Linked DNA regions of Mus musculus: region 1 is linked to region 2. A link is a contact called in ENCODE Hi-C or POLR2A ChIA-PET data. All regions are on one chromosome and are shown on one strand. The core of a region is the stretch at or near the end of the contact, and the rest is flanking DNA. Distances in the headings are between cores, read along the strand shown. Region 1 overlaps Rptor (regulatory associated protein of MTOR, complex 1). Region 2 overlaps Rptor (regulatory associated protein of MTOR, complex 1).

Region 1 (3,730 bases), core at 223-2,722, 38 kb before region 2:
TGCCCATCAGCAACAGCAGAACTGCTCGCTCTCTCACTCTCGCTCTCTCACTCTCTCTCTCTCTCTCTCCTTTACCAACTATCATCTACACACACACACACACACACACACCTACACACACACACACACCTACACACACACACACACACACACACACACACACACACACACACACACCTTGATGCACTGCCCCCAGCCTTTCCTTCCAAAGAACCACTGTCACCCTTGACAGCGCTCCAGGAAGGCTCTAAGACTCTCCACCTGTGCGGGCTCCTGTGCCTGGTCCTAATCTGAAATGCAGTCACCCATAAAGAGAAAAGAAGCTAGCTGAGCCCACTTGACACTCCCACTCAGATAAGAATCAAATAAGATGTGCTGCCAAGAGCCATCACAGGCACTGGCAATGTGGGCTTCTGGTTCCATGTTGTGCGAAGAGTTTCATGGGTGCCCTGAGTCTAGAAGTGCCGTCGGAGTCAGCCCATGCACTTGGATCAGGTGCAGCCTCCGTGTGTGGCCACCACAGTAAAAACGCAAGAACAGGGGTAGTACACAGAGCTCGAGGCTCCATGAACCCTTGCAGTTCTCAGTGCCTTGTGTTAGCAGACATGTAAACACTCGCTAATTGACTTATTAGTTGAGCACTGCCTACTGCATGGAGTGTAAATCAGAGTGCCTTTCAAGGATTCCGCCATTAATTAGTTGTGTAACCTTGAATGGCTAATTTTTGATTGAGAAAATACATAATAGCAAAAGGGTAACTTTGAAATTAGGGATGGCTCTTGATGACTGTATCTTATTAATCATAATGTCATCCCTCCATTTTATAATTAGTGGCAAACACACTGTGGGGCCTGTCTCCTGACTGAGCTTCAGAGCAAAGCCTGGCCACAAGGCTCTGTAGAGCTGAGCAGATCCACTCCAGGGTCTGACTAATGGTGGGACCCTCAGCCCTGGAATGGGATAGATCTTAGGACAAAAGCTACCATCCATAGCTGGCCTTGTCCTCCCCAAAAGCCTCATATCCCACGTGCCTACAGAATGATGAAAACCTGGAGCTGCAATACTTTACAGCCTGGCACAGGGGAGGGAGAGTGGCTGGAATACCTGACCTAAAATACAGCCTCAGGATTTATGTCTACTAGAAAGGAATGAGGGGGAACCACAGTGGTTATGCTATCCTCTCTCAAAGGAGAACAGGGACACTACCTTAAGATACCAGCACAACAGGACAGAGAATGCAGTATTCTAAACCAAGAGCCCAGAAAGCAGAGGCTCCAACTGCTTTTAGCACTATGCCACTGCCCAAAGAGCCATGGTCACAGCTAATCCCACTGCCTGCCTGGAGCGCCAAGTTCAGCCAGCCCAAGGTCACTACTCTGCTCTGCAGCCATGCCCATCTGACATTCACCATAGTGTTCTCCAAGGCCCAGGCCACTCCAGGTGACCTCTTACTGGCTCTGATCTGGAGCTCCAGTCTCACCTCCCCTGCTAGTAGCAGGCTCTGTGCATGTGTTCTGCAGTCAAAGCCAGGCCAAGAGCAGATGCACCCACTGTCTTAGTTCATCGAAAGAGCTCTGGGCAGCAGGGCCAAGTGTGTCCCAAATCATTCTCTGGGGTACCAGAATCTCCATGCTTCTGACAGCCAAACCACTACCAGCTAGAACAGACACCCCATCCCACTTGCTCTGCTCAGCAGCTGGCTCTGCACACTGCTGTCAGGCAGGCAGTCCCCAACAAGCACTAGGGCACCCCATTCTGTGAACTGTGTTTAGTATTACCACTGTAGCATTTAATGTCAGCCATAAAACCAAACAGCCTCTCCCTGCTTTTCTGACAAGAGACAAGAGTCGTTTCCAGAAAGCAAAACAGCATTTTGAAGGCAGAGGAATGAGGATAAAGGTGGCTAAAAGCAAGGGCTCCCCCAGAGTTCACAATTCCTGGGAACCAGCCAACAATGCTTTTACTCCATGACACTCACAGCTCATGTCCCACCACCTGGAACAGGTGACAGGGCCTGTGCCTTCTCACTCTCTCCTCAGAGGCACTGACTGGCATGATCTCCAGGCAGCCTTGGGATGTTCTCTGGCTCATGCTCAGGTGGTGCAAACACAAGAAACGGCACACAGGGGTCCTGGTATTCTTTAGGCCCCTGAACCATGTCTTTGAGATCTGAGCAGCCTCATCTCAGCACAGGTAGCTCTGTCTCCCCTTCCCACAGGCCACAGTCACACTCACAGCTTCCAGCACAGCTCTGGGCTACGCTTCAACAACTCTCTGACACACTAAAGGTCTAATTTGTCAGAACACCATGAATTCTACCATCTGACATCTGCTAGACGTCAACTCTGAGCACACGGCCATCCCAGAGGCCAGCATGATCAAATGAGGCACGTTTGCTGTATCTATCCCTCCTTCGGCCACACAGGTGGGCACAAGTGGACCTTGGCTCCCTGCTGTGTTGAGAGGAAAGGGGGGTTACTGTAGAAGGGAGAGTACCAGTTGATCTATGATATAAATATGTCCCACAAATTCCTATCTTGGAATATAAACTCCAAGCATGACAGTGCCAGGATGGGGAACAGGAAGAGACTAAGTAGCAGGTGCCTAAAACGGGGAAGAGAGACTTTATTAAAAGGGCTGCAAGTTAGGTGGTGGTGGCACTAAGGAGGCAGAGCAGGCAGATCTCTCTGAGTTCAAGACCAGCCTGGTCTACAGAGCAAGTTCCAGGACAGACAGAACTACACCAAGAAATGGGGGGGAGGGGTATTAATTAAAGGGTGGGGGAGTTGGAGCTGGAAACAACTAGCTAGCCCCTTTGCCCTGTCCTACCAGGTGAGGATGTTCAAGGCAACAGCCTGGAAGCAGAAACGAGACACACCATCTGCTACATGTGGACCTTGAGTTTTACAATCTACAGAACTAGGAACTGTAAATTTCCGTTGTTTACTAATTACCTAGTATTAATTATAGCATAACAAAGTAGAAGTTTTAGGGTGTTGAGACATGACAAAAAAAGCCCCTGTCCAGGTCTCTGCATGGAGCTGATCCCAGGGTCCCAGTCAGTGCCCCTGAGTCATAAGGAAGGTGGCACTATCAGCTCCTCTCAGGAAGACAGAGACTCAAAGCATCCCAGCAGGCAGAGTGAGCCTGGGGGAACGAAGCCGGGGTCTTAATGAAATCTTGGTTCTCTGACTGCTAAGACCTGGCATGTAACACTAGTCTGTAGCCTACTACATGGTCACATGCATGACAGTCACAGGATGGCAACTAGTCCTACGGGCGACTTGCTCGGATACTGCAAGCAGCCCTCCACCTCCCATCGCCTCACTAGCTGTCCTAGACAGGGTTTGTATTCCTGCACAAACATCATGACCAAGAAGCAAGTTGGGGAGGAAAGGGTTTATTCAGCTGACACTTCCACGTTGCTGTTCATCACCAAAGGAAGTCAGGACTGGAACTCAAGCAGGGCAGGAAGCAGGAGCTGACGCTTGTTTCCCCTGACTTGCTCAGCTTGCTTTACTTTCTTTTTTTTAAAGACTGTTGTGCTGGGCAGTGGTGGCGCACGCCTTTAATCCCAGCACTTGGGAGGCAGAGGCAGGTGGATTTCTGAGTTTGAGGCCAGCCTGGTCTACAAAGTAAGTGCCAGGACAGCCAGAGCTACACAGAGAAACCCTGTCTCGAAAAAAAAAAAAAAAAAAAAAAAAGACTGTTGCTGTCTTCAGACTCAAGA
Region 2 (3,854 bases), core at 15-2,514:
GAGACCTTAGAAATACCAACGTCAGAGGAAACCTTCCAGCCAGAGCCCTAAAGTCAGCACCACTTCAAAACTGGAGCTGTGGTCTGTGAACAGGGCCCGGGTGTCCTAAGATGGGAATGTGCAAGCAAGAGAGGAACAAGAAAAGAAAAATATGGGCTAGAGAGATGGCTCAGCGGTTAAGAGTTCTCTCGGATCTTCCAGAGGTCCTGAATTCAATTCCAAGCAACCACATGGTGGCTCACAACCATCTGTAATGGGATCCAATTCCCTCTTCTGGTGTGTCTGAAGACAGCTACAGTGTGCTCATTCATAAGATAAATAAAATCTGAAGGAAAGAAAGAAAGAGAGAAAGAGAGAGAAAAGGAAAATATGGAAAGGCCAAGTGTCACCTGCAAAATCCCTGCAGCACCCACTCAGAGGTGAAGCAGAGCTCTGGAAAGCAGAGGGGGAGGGGTGAACTGCACATTGCCTGAAGTTTCTCATTATTGCTTTTTGAAAAGGGGACATGGGCTCAAGTTTAGTTATATAAGAAGTAAACTGAGAAATAAGACAAGCACATCCTGAAGGCAACGCTGCCCACTACACTACCTGAGACAACGGCAGCACGGACACGGGGATCACCTGTAAAGTAGAAGGCAGCGATCAGTTCAGCATGTCTCAATTTAGCAAAGTCTGTGACAAGTCAAGTGTGGATTTCTGTCTCTCAGGCTCAATTTCAGAGAAAGATAGGCCTGTGTAGAGCTGGCATACGCAGGGAGATCAGGCTGGCTGAAGTAGAAGTTAACATATGGCTTCCCAGTCCAACTACACAATTAAACCCATGCCAGAAACAGAGGATTGATGCCCTCACAGCCTCTGCACGTCCTCACCAGACCCTCCATCTGCCTGAGTGCAGAGCGCCGTTGACACACTACAAACAGCAGAATGATCTATGCAGACCATCAGCTCGAAGCCTCGACCTGACTGAGAACAGCCTCAGATGCTCCAAACCACACAAATGCTCATGCAAAGGATGAAGATAGCACTGCATCTGCTCCTAGACTATGGGGTGCAGGCCACGGCTCTGAGAAACACTACAAACTTTAAACCTCTACTCACGATATGCAAATAGCCCGGAATAGAATTCACTCTAAGAACACTCTAAGTTCAGCTGCCCTTGAACTACTGTTATAAGGCACAAAAAAGGACAAATGCCAAGAACAGGCCCACCTTGCCAAGGATAACAGGCACCCCAAGTTGTGTGGCCCATGGAAGCCCTGGCATGCACACTGCCCTGGGACACTAAGGAGAGATGAGCTAAAGCACCGGCGGCTGTCGTGGGACCAGGAGTCCCTCCACAGTCCGTCCTGCCACCATCTCCAGCTGCCGTCCCTCGTCAGCTTTCAGCACCTGTTCACAGGGCAGTGGGCAGGGCTGGGGAAAGATATAGAATCCAGCCACTATGCTCCCATGCCTGCTTGGTATTTTATGAATCCATATAAATAATGTGTGGCTCACTCTGAATGTCTGAACTCTGGTAACATCTTGTCAGTAAATATCCAACATGTCTGAGATCATTTATTTTAATAAAGTTTCATGACTCACCAGCTACCAAAGCCTTGATTTAATTCAAAGTTCAGAACATAATTCCCATTTTCTCAGGATAAATTTTTTTTCTAAATAAACACTAGATCAAAGTAACACCACAATGATGGCATACATTTTCTAAAACTACAGAGAAGTGACAGGCCAAATGCTGCTGTCAGCTGCCTCTAGTAAGAACAGATCACTGCGAACTGAGGGGCTGCTAGGAAGGAAGGTTTCCACCACCACAGACAGCACACTCCCAGCCTCCTCCCTCCACCCACCCACCGTAGCACACAGGCACCAGAAGAGCAGCCTCTCCCCTGCGTGCTGGAAAGCCTGCCCAGGTTCTTTGGCTTGGTTATTCACAGCTTGCCCTACAGCTAGCCATTTCCTTACTCTTTTACTTTTAGTTCCCCTGAGTTCTAACCTTAAAATTTCAAAAAGAAAATTCACATGTCACAGCCCTCCTGAGAAACTCCCAGATGAGTAGTTCTCTGTAGCTCTCGATTAAGTCCCACAAAGGGAAAGTAAACTTCACCACAGCACAGCCAGGATACTGACCAATTCCCTTCACGACTGAGAAAGACTGCAGCACCCAGGTCACACAACTATGGCTCTGAAGATAGGACACACCTAAAGGACCTGGCCACCAGGCACTACCCAGTTCCATCTCACATACCATCACCAGCTGGAGCCAAACCTATGCAAAGCAGCAAAAAAGTTGGGAGGCACCCCTGCTTCTCTCTGGCAACACGATGCCGACCTCTGCTTGCTCAGGGCCAACAATCTGGAAAGGCCCCAGACACTCACAACCGACCTTTGCTTGCTCAGCTTCACAACATCCTTCTGCCAAGGAACTCAGCACCTGTTACAACAGGATCCAAGTTACTTTAAGTTCCACACCACCAGGAACATCAGGCCAAGGCCACCACCAGCTTAACAGAGGAACACTGCAACCGGATTCATAGGTGTCTGCTATAAGAGCCTACCCAGAGCCTACTGGTACCCAGCAGACAGAGGCAGAACACTGGATATACACTGCAGGTACCATCATGCATTCAAAGTCCTGATTCATTTTCTAAATTTAAAAAGAGACACAGACTTAAACTACCCATCTTCTGTTGTCCACTGTAAATATATAAGATCAGATACACATGACCAGAGCCAAGCATACACCTGGAGCAAACAGGTGAGGACACAGGAGCTAAATTCTCAGTGACAGGAACAACCTGGTTACACTGAGAACCTCTCATCAATCGTGTTCAGCAATGGCAGCATGGCAGCCTGTTTCACAGAAAACTACATGGGTAATTCAAGAGCCAACCATCGAAGCCCACAGCCCTGGGAATCAGCCGTGCTCTCCCCTAGATGTGCTCCATTTGCCGTCCACGGGCCCTGCGTCAGCCATCCTCTGCCTGGCACAGAAAGCTCCTTATCTCTTGGGACAGGCTCGAAATCAGCCAAGTCTGCCCCAGTAAGGGATCTGCACAGTCGTCTCAGAAGCCATCTCCTAATTCCTAAAGTTCAGAAACTGCTGGTCTAGCCTTGAAGAGCACCATTAGATCCTTCAGAGCCTTCCCTGCTGCTGTCTGCTACTAGGCACAGGACCACTTCCAGATCTCTTAGAAACTGCCTGTGTATGCTCTGTTCTGAGGATGCTACTCACAGAGAAGATCAAGAAAAAAAAAAAAACATCTCAGTGCACAGCTGAGTGTGCAGAAGAAGCAAAGCGTGTGCAGCAGGCACTCTGTCCACCCGTGGAGGCAGTGTCACACGCAGCTTTGTATGCCCCATGCTCTTCACACAGTTAAGTGTTTATTCACAACTGGACAATAATGAGAAATAGAAAGTGGAAGAAGGAAGGAACAAAGGTAAAAAGGAAGAAAAAGGAACAGAACTGGGGAGGGGGTGGAATCTACAACACTGATCCTCACCCTGTGAGTCCCAATCCCCTAGTGGGTGTTGAATGACCACAGCACAAGGGCTGCCTAAGGCCATCGGAAAACAGATACTAACACTACGTTCATAACAGTAGCAAATTACAATTATGAAGTAGCAACAAAAATCACTCTGTGGTTAGGGGTCACCACAAGAGACGCTGTATTACAGGGCCCCGGCATTAGGCAGGGTGAGAACTAGTGCTCTACAGGCAGGACTTCGACTAGAGCACACATTACACTTCACTACTTCCTGCCACTTCACACTCTGAATCATGCTAATCATGGTGTGCACGCCCACTCCGTTCCTGTACTTTCCCATTTCTTGTCATCAATGAACTTGATCAGCAC

Evidence for each region. A loop is a pair of places that touch in the nucleus more often than their neighbours do. ChIA-PET counts read pairs that join two places held with the same protein, here RNA polymerase II (POLR2A).
Region 1: a map of gastrocnemius shows a loop between it and region 2 (3-fold over the local background). The contact joins two enhancer-like sites. A Hi-C loop is called at or near these places in 1 of 37 maps with a recorded cell type or tissue (gastrocnemius). POLR2A ChIA-PET finds 5 or more read pairs at or near these places in 2 of 5 experiments (Patski and embryonic stem cell).

Annotation. Positions count from the first base shown.
Region 1 is chr11:119,661,758-119,665,487 of GRCm38, reverse strand. The region is part of intron 2 of Rptor (regulatory associated protein of MTOR, complex 1); the gene reads right to left. Among named protein-coding and RNA genes, the nearest start is that of Rptor, 61 kb to the right of the region's middle. Within about 2 kb of position 1,472, at least 1 of the 3 ENCODE cell types and tissues checked has a DNase peak (open chromatin) inside an H3K27ac peak, as active enhancers do.
Region 2 is chr11:119,623,141-119,626,994 of GRCm38, reverse strand. All of the region lies in intron 1 of Rptor (regulatory associated protein of MTOR, complex 1), which reads right to left. Among named protein-coding and RNA genes, the nearest start is that of Rptor, 22 kb to the right of the region's middle. Within about 2 kb of position 1,264, at least 1 of the 3 ENCODE cell types and tissues checked has a DNase peak (open chromatin) inside an H3K27ac peak, as active enhancers do.